Regions from separate parts of the Homo sapiens genome. Here region 2 is linked to region 1. A link is a loop called in an ENCODE intact Hi-C map of the cell type or tissue named here. Cell type or tissue: endothelial cell of umbilical vein. All regions are shown on one strand. Each heading gives the region's core, and the rest is flanking DNA. Links, peaks and the distances in the headings are about the cores only.

Evidence for each region. Hi-C counts contacts between places; a loop is a spot of excess contacts. Peaks named below come from ENCODE experiments on the same cell type or tissue, not always from the same donor. Only the 100,000 strongest peaks of a DNase experiment are listed, where the experiment ranks them.
Region 2: a loop joins it to region 1, with 10 times the contacts of the local background. A loop is called at or near these places in 10 of 110 quality-filtered maps.

Annotation. Positions count from the first base shown.
Region 1 is chr3:20,338,001-20,343,654 of GRCh38, forward strand. LOC101927829 (a long non-coding RNA gene) reads left to right here and starts at 4,468. Exons shown (of 5, transcript NR_110814.1): 1 at 4,468-5,654. In endothelial cell of umbilical vein, for the core only: a CTCF peak has its summit at 2,501 (motif pointing right); a DNase peak (open chromatin) is centred at 2,511.
Region 2 is chr3:20,222,768-20,228,421 of GRCh38, forward strand. No RefSeq gene overlaps it. Among named protein-coding and RNA genes, the nearest start is that of SGO1, 39 kb to the left of the region's middle. In endothelial cell of umbilical vein, for the core only: a CTCF peak has its summit at 3,158; a DNase peak (open chromatin) is centred at 3,204.

The DNA.
Region 1 (5,654 bases), core at 1,547-4,046:
TTTTTTGCCCTTGCTGTTTGCAAAATCTCTTGGAATATAGTAAAGAAAATATAATTATTGAAAATATTAGGTTCTTCCATGAAGTTACATTTATTTATTTACAAACTGAGGGAAGAGGGGCCTTATAATATTTTCAATTTGTGTATTATTTCTAGAAAAGTAACTGAACAGTTATGGAATGAAAAAATTATTTAAAAATCTGAGAAGGAAGGAAATAATGACAGGTGGTTAGAACCTTGTCATTGGAGAACTATATAGTCATGATATAGGCCAAGGTTTCAGCATGGGCATTTCCAAGCCAAAAAAAAAGTGTTTGTTAGTTCCTTCTTACAATTAAAAAAATGTCCACATAGTATGTGTGTTTTAATTTTCACCTAGAAAGATGCCTATTGCAATTGAACAAAAAATTAACCTATAGTGGCCTAATATTTAATCTTATTTTATTGATCAAGAAATTAACCTAGAGTACCCTAAGTTTTAATCTTATTTCAGCACACATTACTAGAAAAGTTCTTAAAAATATAGATGAGAACTGTATATATTTCTTGACCAAAAATTGTGATATAGTAGGAGAAAATATTAGGGAAAATTTCCTGCTTTTTCTTAAACTCTAGACTGCTCTTGAATGAATTTTGTACAAGAGAGCAATGAGAAACTGATAGCACTAGATGGAAATTTATGTCTTATCCAAAGGCTCTGGTATAACATCTTCAGTTAGCTGGGGGGCTCCAGGTCTCACAGAAACAAAAGTCCTTAAGGTTTAAGAATTTCTTCTTTCTTAAATATTTCCAGGACAACCTAGAGACCACTGTTAGTAGATCATCCATTGAGAAGGGTATATGTGAAATGTGAGAAAGTGGAGAGTTACCCATTGGATTTCAATGATTTTCTGGGCCTGTAGTAAATTACAGTTGTGGCCTCAGTTCTTTACCCATCACTGTATGCACATGTTTTGCTCTGTGGCTGCATTTTCTCTCAATGAAAAGATAGAGTCTCTTTCCCTTGAATTTGGGCTTACTTGTGAATTGCTTTGCCCAACAGAATGCAGCAGAAATGACAGCATGACATTTCTGAGCCTAGGTCTAAGAAGGCATTGCATGTTTCTGTCGTCTGGCTGAGAACACTGCTATGAGAACGTTACTGGCCTAGCTTCTGCATGATGAAAGACACAGTCTCATCAGCCCCAGAGTAGTATCAGCGGAGCCATGTAGTTGACAACTCCAGACATGTAAGCAATAAATGCTTAATGTCGAATGCTGCTGATGTTTCGTGGTTGGTTGTTATGCAGTGTTATTGTGACAATAATGCCACAATATAGCTTAGGGGATTAGTTTCCAGATGGATTATACATATAAAGTTCTGATAATTTTTCATGGAAATCTTGATACTTCATTAAAATAAATAAGAAGTCGTTGCTTAGCTCAATCACCTACCATGGGACATTTATCTACTGATTTGATTTGATCTGGGGGCAAAGGTTTCAGCCTTCAGCCTGGTAGTAGCCATATGCAAATGTATTTGTGTCTCTCCCAACCTGACAGATAAACAGACAGGCATCTAGAAGTTATCAAGTAAATACTTAGATGGGATTCTTGTGTTCAGTGTGAGTGTTCTCAAAATTTCAGTAAAGAGTTCTTTCCCCTGGGACATTAGATGTGGCTTAATAATGGCCACTAGTATATTTGTATTTGCAATCAGGCACAATGAACAGAATTGCTCCCAGGTTATCATTTGGGAATTTAAACACACTCTTTTTCTTTTGCCAGGTCCATTTCTGGCATGTATGGAATGAATCAGTGTGCCATCCTTTTAAGGCCCATTCATTGTCTTCTGGTTTTATTTTACGTCCATTTCTTCCTCTTACTAGAGAAAACAATTGAATTTTGTGGAAGCCCCAGGGGTTTGTGAATTTCAGAGGGACAGGGTTTTACCTGGAAAGAGAAAGGATTTTTGATTGAAAATAGAGGCTACTTATGACTCATTCAAAGGAGTTTTTCCTCTCCTTCATCTTATTTGCCTAGTGATTTTGTCTTATATGACACTTTGGAGCCTACTGTGAGATGACTGCTTCACACTGGATCTTTTTCAAATATTTTTCAAGGACAAACATCCTTCCTACAGGTTTTCTCATCTGTAATGATTGTCTTGTCTGGGGATTGTATTCTGATTAATTCAACGTTAGCTTTCTCACTGCTTCAGTGGATTCCAAATTTGTCATAGTTAAAAAAAAATTCTCCTGGGAAGTTTTATAAAAGAAGTTGGTGAAGAGAGGGCTTAGGATTTATTCTGCTGACCAATCTTTAGAATGTGGTAGGGGACTGAGGCACACAAAAAAGAAAAATGGAAGGAATGCCCAATTCTTATGCATTCTCATAGGTCAGGCATAACTCAGGAGTTTTGCAGAAATTTCAGTGATTGTTGCTCACATGGAGGTTTTACCCTGCAGTCACCATCCAATTGAGCAAAAAGCAGTTAAAAGGATGCAATAAGGGATTCAGCCAGCAGAGGGCGGGAGAGCCACACCCAGTTGCTTGGACCAGTTACACACCTCCAAGCCAACTCGTTCTGAAGACACAAGCCTTTTTTTTGGTAAGCGTTTTGCTTTCACTAAGTCCCTTCTGACAGAATGGGCAAGAGTCAATCTGCCCGGAATTGAATACTGGCTGCACCATGCGCTAGCTTCATCATCTTTTTGTGCCTGATTATTTCTCATTGGAAAAATGGGAAAAGCATAGTCATGGTGAGGATGTCATAAGGGTGTTGCGAAGATGATGAAGTTAACTTATGTAACACATTCCAAACAGTGCTTGGTAACTACTTGATAAATATTATTTAATAGTATTATAGGCTATCCCTTTGCCTTCTGTCTTCCATCCTCCCAAGTCTGAATGCAAAAATAAATTAATATGGCAATAGGTTATGTGGGCTGATTCCTCTTCACTCTTTGAAACTCATCTCAAAAAGCGCAACATACCTTCGTGATATTTCTGCCAAAAATGCTTATGCCAAATCTAACCGCGAGAAACAGTTTAGAGTAGTTCCAAACCAGAGACATTCTACTAAATTCAGGGACATTTTTTTTTTTTTTTTTTTTTTGAGAGACAGAGTTTTGCTCTTGTTGCCCAGGCTGGAGTGCAATGGCACAATCTCGGCTCACCACAACCTCCACCTCCTGGGTTCAAGTGATTCTCCTGCCTCAGCCTCCCGAGTAGCTGGGATTACAGGTGTGTGCCACCACGCCCGGCTTATTTTGTATTTTTAGTAGAGACGGGGTTTCTCCATGTTGGTCAGGCTGGTCTCGAACTCCCGACCTTAGGTCGTCCGCTCGTCTCGGCCTCCCAAAGTGCTGGGATTACAGGCGTGAGCCACTGTGCCCAGCGTAAATTCAGGGACATTCTACTAAATAACTAGACTCTGCACTTTAAAAATTACAAGGTCATGAAAGACAAAGAAAGAATCTGAAACTGTTCCAGATTGTAGGATACTAAAGACACATGAAAGCTGAATGCAGCATATGAGCTGGGGATTTCTTCTGCTGTAGAGTACACATTGGGACAATTGGTGAAATTTGAATAAGGTCTGTAGATAAGATCGTAGTATTGTATCAGTATTGATTACCTGATTTTGTTACTTGTAGGCTACAGAAGAGAATGTCCTTGCTTTTAGGAAATATACACCAGAATCTTCAAGAGTAAATGGGGCATCATAATTTCTGTAAGTTACTCTCAATTTTTTTTTTTTTTTTTTTTTTTTTTTTTTTTAGACAGAGTCTCTGTTGCCCAGGCTGGAGTGCAGTGGTACGATCTTGGCTCACTGTAGCCTCCACACCCTGGGTTCAAGGGATTCTCCTGTCTCAGCCACCCAAGTAGCTGGGATTACAGGCGTGCACCGCCATTCCCAGCTAATTTTTGTATTTTTGATAGAAACGGGGTTTCACCATTTGACTAGGCTGGCTGGAACTCCTAGTCAGGACTTCAAGTGATCCACCCACCTCAGCCTCCCAAAGTGCTGGGATTACAGGCATGAGCCACCGCGCCCAGCCCCAAATTTTTTTTGAAAAAAGAAATGTATATTTGTGTGTGTGTGTTTGTGCGTGTATGTGCATATCTGTATGTAAGCATATTTGATATAATAGCATTTAGTACATCTGGTTAAAGGGCATATGAGAATTCTTTGTAGTGTTCTTGCAACTTTTGTTAGCCTGAAATTACATCAAAATACAAAGGTAAAAAATAAAACCATAAATAAAAAATACAATCCCAGCTCTCAGGATGCCTCCTTCTTTAATAGTTTTCCCTGATGTCCCCTGCCTTACCCTTTGCCTTAGGTGGGTTAGGAGCCCTGGCCCTGTGTGCCCTCAGTCTGTAGCTTCTCTCTCTGTCACAGCACTGTATTACACTGTATTGTGACCACCTGATTATGTCATTAAACTATGAGCTGGGACAAAGAAGGCAGGGGTGCTATCTCATTCAACTTTGTATCACCTGAGCTTAACTAACACCTGGCACAGAGAAGAAACATATTAAGGATTTGCTGAGAGAATAAGATAGTATAACTTGGTCTTATATCTAAGGTTTGATTTTCTAGGAACCTATAGTGAATTTTAGGCTTGCTTTTCAGTTTTTGTAGCAGGGATGTAGCACAGGTTTGGGACTCAGCACACCTAGTCTGAAAGCTGATTTCTGTCACAGCATGCATGAGGGACAGTCTCTTCAGTTTATTTATACCTTAGTGCTGTGATTCTCGAGCTTATAGACACTGTGAGGACAGAATTTTAGCTCTTTAAACAAAGGGGGGCAAATATACAGTGACCTCTATCTATGTAGGTATTTAACTGAAAGGAATTCCAGGGCCAAGTGTGTCTACTATTAAAAGAAACGTACTTTTCTTACAATGTAGTCCCTGAATGCAAATCATGGTTTTATCTGGTGGGCAACTGAAGAAACAGCAATCTGAACTGATATGGGAGGCAGACCTCACTGTAACAGGATTAGTGAGAAACAGTGTTTGTGGCTCTTAATTGCTCATTTTTTTTTTTTTAATGGGGGATGTTAGGGATTTTCTAAGGGCAGGTTTATCCATATGCAGAGTTGATGTTAGGATGTAATACCACAAAGATGTAATTAACTCCTCTGTTTGTGGTCTCCATGTTAATTCACTCTCATAAGAGGGTATGCAGTGTGGTCACTATTCTACCACCATTTTTAAGAAAAAATTTAAAACTATTTTTTATCTTCCAAATTAAATATTTTGCTATTTGATAAGTTAACAATGCAACAGAAAATCAATATAACTTTTATCTTTACCAGAAGCCATAAAAGTCTATCTAGGAAAATTTCAGATGTGTGAACATGGCTTTAGAGAAGGAACTCAACTACAGACTATAAGAAATGTAAAACCAAGCCAGGTTCCTGTTGTGGTCCTTTATTATGACCTGGTGACCTAAGCTAGAGAATCACAGCACTAAGGTATAAGTAAACCAAATAGCATGCATTGGCTTTAGTTCAGAAGGGGATTTTTGTGCAGAAAATAAATTGAAAGTAGGGCCTCTGGCCAGCATAAACAGATAAGAAAAAAGTATGATTCCCTACGTCTCAAAAATGACTCCTTCACACATCCCACCAATCAAAGATCCATTTGGAATAACAGGTCTT
Region 2 (5,654 bases), core at 2,033-4,532, 110 kb before region 1:
GAATGCCTTAAAGAACTTCAATTGGGATGCCAGATGAAAGTGTAACTAGAATTTCTATGGCTTAAATAACGAGAGTAAGAGACCTCTATTGTTATTATTCTGCCAGTTTTTTTCTCTTTCTCTTTTCTATGTTGTGTATTTGTCATCTTTTTTTGAAATACTGTATTTCAATAACTATTACTTCTTTCAGTCCAAGGAGATTTCTGAGAAGTCCTACTTGGGATGAAAAGATGGACTTACATAATAAAATATAATTTATAAAGATAATTTGAACATAAAGTAGATCACAAAACTATCTTTCCTAGAGTTGGAAGATGAATTTGGTAAGTCTGACGTGTGGATAAAAATTATATATCACATATTTCTTAGAAATCAGAGTAGATATCAGTGTTCTTTCTGATTAGTCCAGATAATTAGGAAAGAAGTAGAGGGAGAAAAACTCTAGAAGTAAGAAAGTTTGATTTCATGTGTAATCAGAAGAAATATTCAAGTAATTTATCACTAATTCAAATAGTCAAGAAAATTCTAGGAAAAGCCCTAGGAAGCATAATTAGCTATGCTGAGAGTTGAAACATTTGCAAAATGTCCCTGTTATAATTTGCTATTTTATTCCCCCTGAGACCTGAGCAATGCTTTATCAACAAATCCCTAAAGACTTTTTAGCAAGTCTTAACATGAAATACTTGTACTTGATGCAAGACTTTTCACCTAGAAAGAAAAGTGGCCGGCTTTGGAAGGTTAGCTTCTTACTTTTTGAAAAGCTTTCTGGAACTCTGCCACCTACACTTTCTGGGCTTCATTTACGCTTGGTGAAAAATGGAGGGATTGTACCTGTCACCCACTTGTCTCCCAAGGGTGTTATAGAGTATCTAGAGAAAGTCCATTTACCCACAATCCTGTGCTGTGAATGACAGGCCGATGGGCCTCCCTGGCCCAATAATGTGTTCTTGGTCTCTGCTGCTTCAGGTAAGGGAATGTCTTACTATCCCCCAATCTCCTATTGGTAATATTTATTTGCTACAGTTCAGACGGCCCTTGATTGAATACTGAACTCAAATACTTACCTTAGACAAGAACCTTGACCAGAGCAGTCATTTCTAGGCCTGGTTGCCATAGGCTCTCTTCACAAAGCATACTGGGAATGGATGAAAAGTTCTGATATTGCAGCTTCTGGGTGTGCTCAGGACTCTTCTTCACTATCATTGGTTGTGTCTGAGACTGTCTAGCTGGGCAGATTTGGTTGGGGTAGTGGGTGAGGGAGGGCTAGAACTGTGGGATGCTTTTTTATTTCCTAAATTTCCTTCCAAGAACCTCTAGAGTCACTGGAATTCCAGCCCTGTGGCTTTGGTTAGCATGTGGGGGAAAGTTTACCTTCTCATTCCTAGAGCTACATTAGGGGAAACAAGCACTATGCTGTTTGGGGTGAAGTTGGTATTAATTTTCCCTGAGAAACAATACTGTTGATGATGGTTGGGTTCTGTGGGCCTGTTAGTTAACAATATAATTCATCTATAGTATGAGTTAAGTGGACTTGTGTGGGCTATTCTATTAATACATTGTCTGCAACATTATTTCTATGAGAATAATGTATCCTGAGTTCCAAAAAATTGACTTAAAACATTTGGAATACACACCATTACTTAGTGGGGACTCATCTGGGGCACCCATAATGGATGGTTCAGAAAATATGGTCCCTGCTGCTATTCACTAGTGCTTATCAATTTCAGTCTCCTAGCTTTAAGTTTCTTGAGAACTCTTCATTTCTTCACATGATTTAGGAGGTAGAATGTGTGCAATTTTCTAGTCAGCTGAGAAGGTTCATTCTCAATCCATTTATTTTTGTAGTTTGGTAAAAGGATATCCTTTTACTTTTTAAAATTTAAATTATGAAATAATAAATGAACATTGAGTATATATATAAATTTTCTACATTCTTACCATTTTGAGGGTAAGAATATACTCTTACCTAGCAATAATCAAAAGTGTAAAAATCCTTATATAATTTCCTATATACGTAAAACTCTCTGTATGAATTCCTTATATAATGTCAACATCATTTGGTTCTGTCAATTTTTGCTTTTAAAGTTATGCTTTAGATGTAGACAAGTTAAAATTTTTCTGTTATTTTGGTGAAATGACCCTTTTAAACATGAAGTAGTAATTCTTTTTTGTTAATAATGCTTTTTGCTTTAAAGGTACTTTAATCTGATATTAATAAAACTATATCATGCAAAATTGTATATTCAGAGTTGCCTGTTATAGAGGAAAACTGGCAGCAACAAAAAAGTTTAACAATTGGACATTGGATATACAGTAAGAATATGTTCATACATTGATATACTATGCAGCTGTGTAATACCATATTATACATTATAACCTTCATGAAGAAAAAAGCTCACAGCTGTGCATGTAGAAAAGAAAATGCAAAAAAAGAAAAAAAAAGAAGCATACTACAAAATAGCTTGTATTATAGCATGCTATTTTTGTACCTCCCGATACATATGTAAATATATGTTTAGCAAATAACCTGATATTATCCACTAGAATATAATATTGGATACTTTTGGGTGAAGAAATTATGAATAATTTTAAATTTTTTGTTCTCTTTTAAAAATATATTCCTGTGTCATAAGTTAATTATTTATTTCAAATAATGAACATATGCTACTTTTAAAAGAAATGTAGCCTTTTATTTGACAAAAAAGCTCTCCTATTATTCTGTAGCTTATAAACAAGAATTCTGAGCCAGAAAATTACTGTTCTTTAAAAATGTCCATGATTCTTACTTGTTTTCTTTGTAGATTTTTAAAGAAAGATAACTACTTTGAATTACATAAACTTTAATTTCTAAAACGCAAATGTCTGTGTAGAATAGTAAAATTGTATCCCATACTTTTTCAACAAAAGTAGTCATAAACTTGGAATGGAATGTGACATAATAAATTGCAAATAATTATATAAGATTTTCGATTTCAAACATACATATTAGGAAGGCCAAACTGAGACTAGAATTTTAGAAGTACAAATGCAATTTTTTTTGCATCATGATTGAATAGGAAAAAAATCCCCTCAAGTCTGGCTGGCTGAATGAGCATGTTGTAAGTAGAATGTATAATTTTGTTAGTGTACCCCTCAGAGGTTGGCCGATGAGTAGCAGCAATGCAGTAACAATATAAAGCTGTCACTTGGTGGAGCTAGAATACTATGTAATTCCAATATCCTCTTTCGGCAGATTTCTTGGAGAAAATGGTTTCATGGCAAAATGTAAGACTATTGCCCCCAGTTGCCAAATATTGAAGTACTTAGCCTTTGGGGAATCTGGTTTTATGGTTTTCTTTATTATTGTGCCAGAGTATGAGTAAATGCCAAACTTATGGGCATTTACTGATTACAGTTAATAAATTACAATCTTTTCATCATGCTGAATTCAATGCCTTCCCCCCACCCTGCCCCAGGAGTTAGTTTAAATGAATATATCATCTATTGATTCAGTGACGTTTTCACACATTTCATATGGCACTTAATAGCCCAGTATCATTTCACTTGCTATGTCAATTACTGTAAAATCAAGATGGGCTTTTAGGTAGCTTATGATGCCTGGAACAAAATGCTCAATGGATATTATACAAGTGTTTGGTGATGAATACCAGCTTCTGGGATTCCCTGGGCAGGGTGGAAATTTTAGATCAATTCAAATATTGACCAAAACTTTTTAGATGAAATTTTAGGGTGACCAGTAAATGAAGACTGCCATAGACTCAGGCAATCCTTCCCTGGAATGAATTTAACGCTTTTGGAAAATTCTGGATTGTAGCCGTTCTTACTTTGGTCTTCCTAAAATTGAAAAATTGAAGATTTTTGCATTTGTATTTATACATGGGTGTGTATAGTTTTGTGCCTTTATCAAGGTTAAATTGTGCCAACCTTTTCTCTCAGGTACTAGGCATATTCCAAAAAGACTAATTTTAAAATTAGATTAATATCTTTCATACTTAAAAGGTGTTAGCTCAGATAAAATTATTGCATACCTTGACTATGTGAATGGATGCTGAAATTAATGTATTTATGGATCATTATGTTGACATGTGAAGAACAGTAATTGAGTTTTTTATTTTTTTAACTTTATAAATTTAAATTAATTTTTTTTTTGAGACAGGGTTTCACTCTGTCATCCAGGCTGGACTGCAGTGAAGCAATCACAGCTCACTGTAGCCTTGACCTCCAGGTTCAAGTGATCCTTCTGCCAGACCTTGAGCCACTGTGCCCAAATGAGGATTTTTAAAGATTTCCTATTCCTAATTTGGCTGGGTTCTGATTCTCTTATACTTTTATTTTTTCATAGAAGCCTTTTTTTTTTTTGCAGTGAGAAAGATTTTATTTGACCTTAAGATAATTCTATTTGGGAAAAGTGGGGAAATAGGATAATCAGTCTTCTATTACATATTATGGTCAAGGTAGATCCAGGTTTTGTGGGACTAAAGCCTATGTGGTTTGAGCTCTTTTATGTAAAAGGATACAAAATTACAAATGCAAAGTTAAGCATAAAAGTCCACATTTATTTAAAATTAGAAAAAAGTAACCGATTGAATAGTTTAAAAAGCTGGGACAAAACCCTCAAACAGTGAAAGATTCAGAGAAATTATATTTTTATTAAATAACTGCCAACACATCTGTATAATTATTTTCCACATATCAACTTATGGTTCCATACATTCACAATCTAATTTCTTCTCACATAATTCCAGTTTTGACTACCATAGGCATATTCATATCATGATAGGACTCTGTCTCTCACCTTTGCAAAAAAAATGCTGGATAACTCACCACAGTGGGCATTAGGAGTATTTTTGGAATCCATTTCTATACTAGGAAAGCCAGCAATAACTTAACTATACAGGGAAGTGACTGTGAGCCACATAAATAATGCACATTAAACTCAAACCAAATGCATCTCCCACTCAACATCCCAGGGTCTTGGAAGGACCCCATGCAAATGAGGGACCCTGAAACCTAAAACTCTTTAGTATCACAGTAATTCTACCTTTTTGAAATCCTTTTATCAATAATGTACCTCACTTGATTAAAATCGTCATCATCTTTAGGGTGATTTAAAGTTTGGGAACCACTAACAGTAACATTCATAGATGAAAGGATAGTAAATTTGGGTAAAAATATTCTTAAAAATATTTGCCATATAGACAAGGAGGACATAACCATAGGGATGTTATTTCAATACCTTATTTTCTAAGTATCATTTATTGGCTTTTAGTAGAGAGTACTAAAGACAGTGTTAGGACTGTCTTACAGATTTTTACAAAATTCTTACAAAATATTTCTGATTCACCATTATTCTTATATACCATTAAGAAGTACTGTTTTTTTTAAAACAACAGCTTGAAAGGCATAGCTACTTCCCTATTTAATTTGTATTCTTAATCTACCAGAAAAATCTGCAACTCCAGCAGTAAGATCATTGATTATTTATTTCATGGATAATATCCACATTGTTGAAAGGCTCCCTGTTTTAGTGTTTAAACAAACAAAAACAAAAACAAAAGCAACACAGCCTTGTATCAGACATGAAATTGTGTTTTTATTTGATGATTCCTGGAAGTCTCTTGACTCCTTAAAAGAGCACCTTATGCATGCACTTG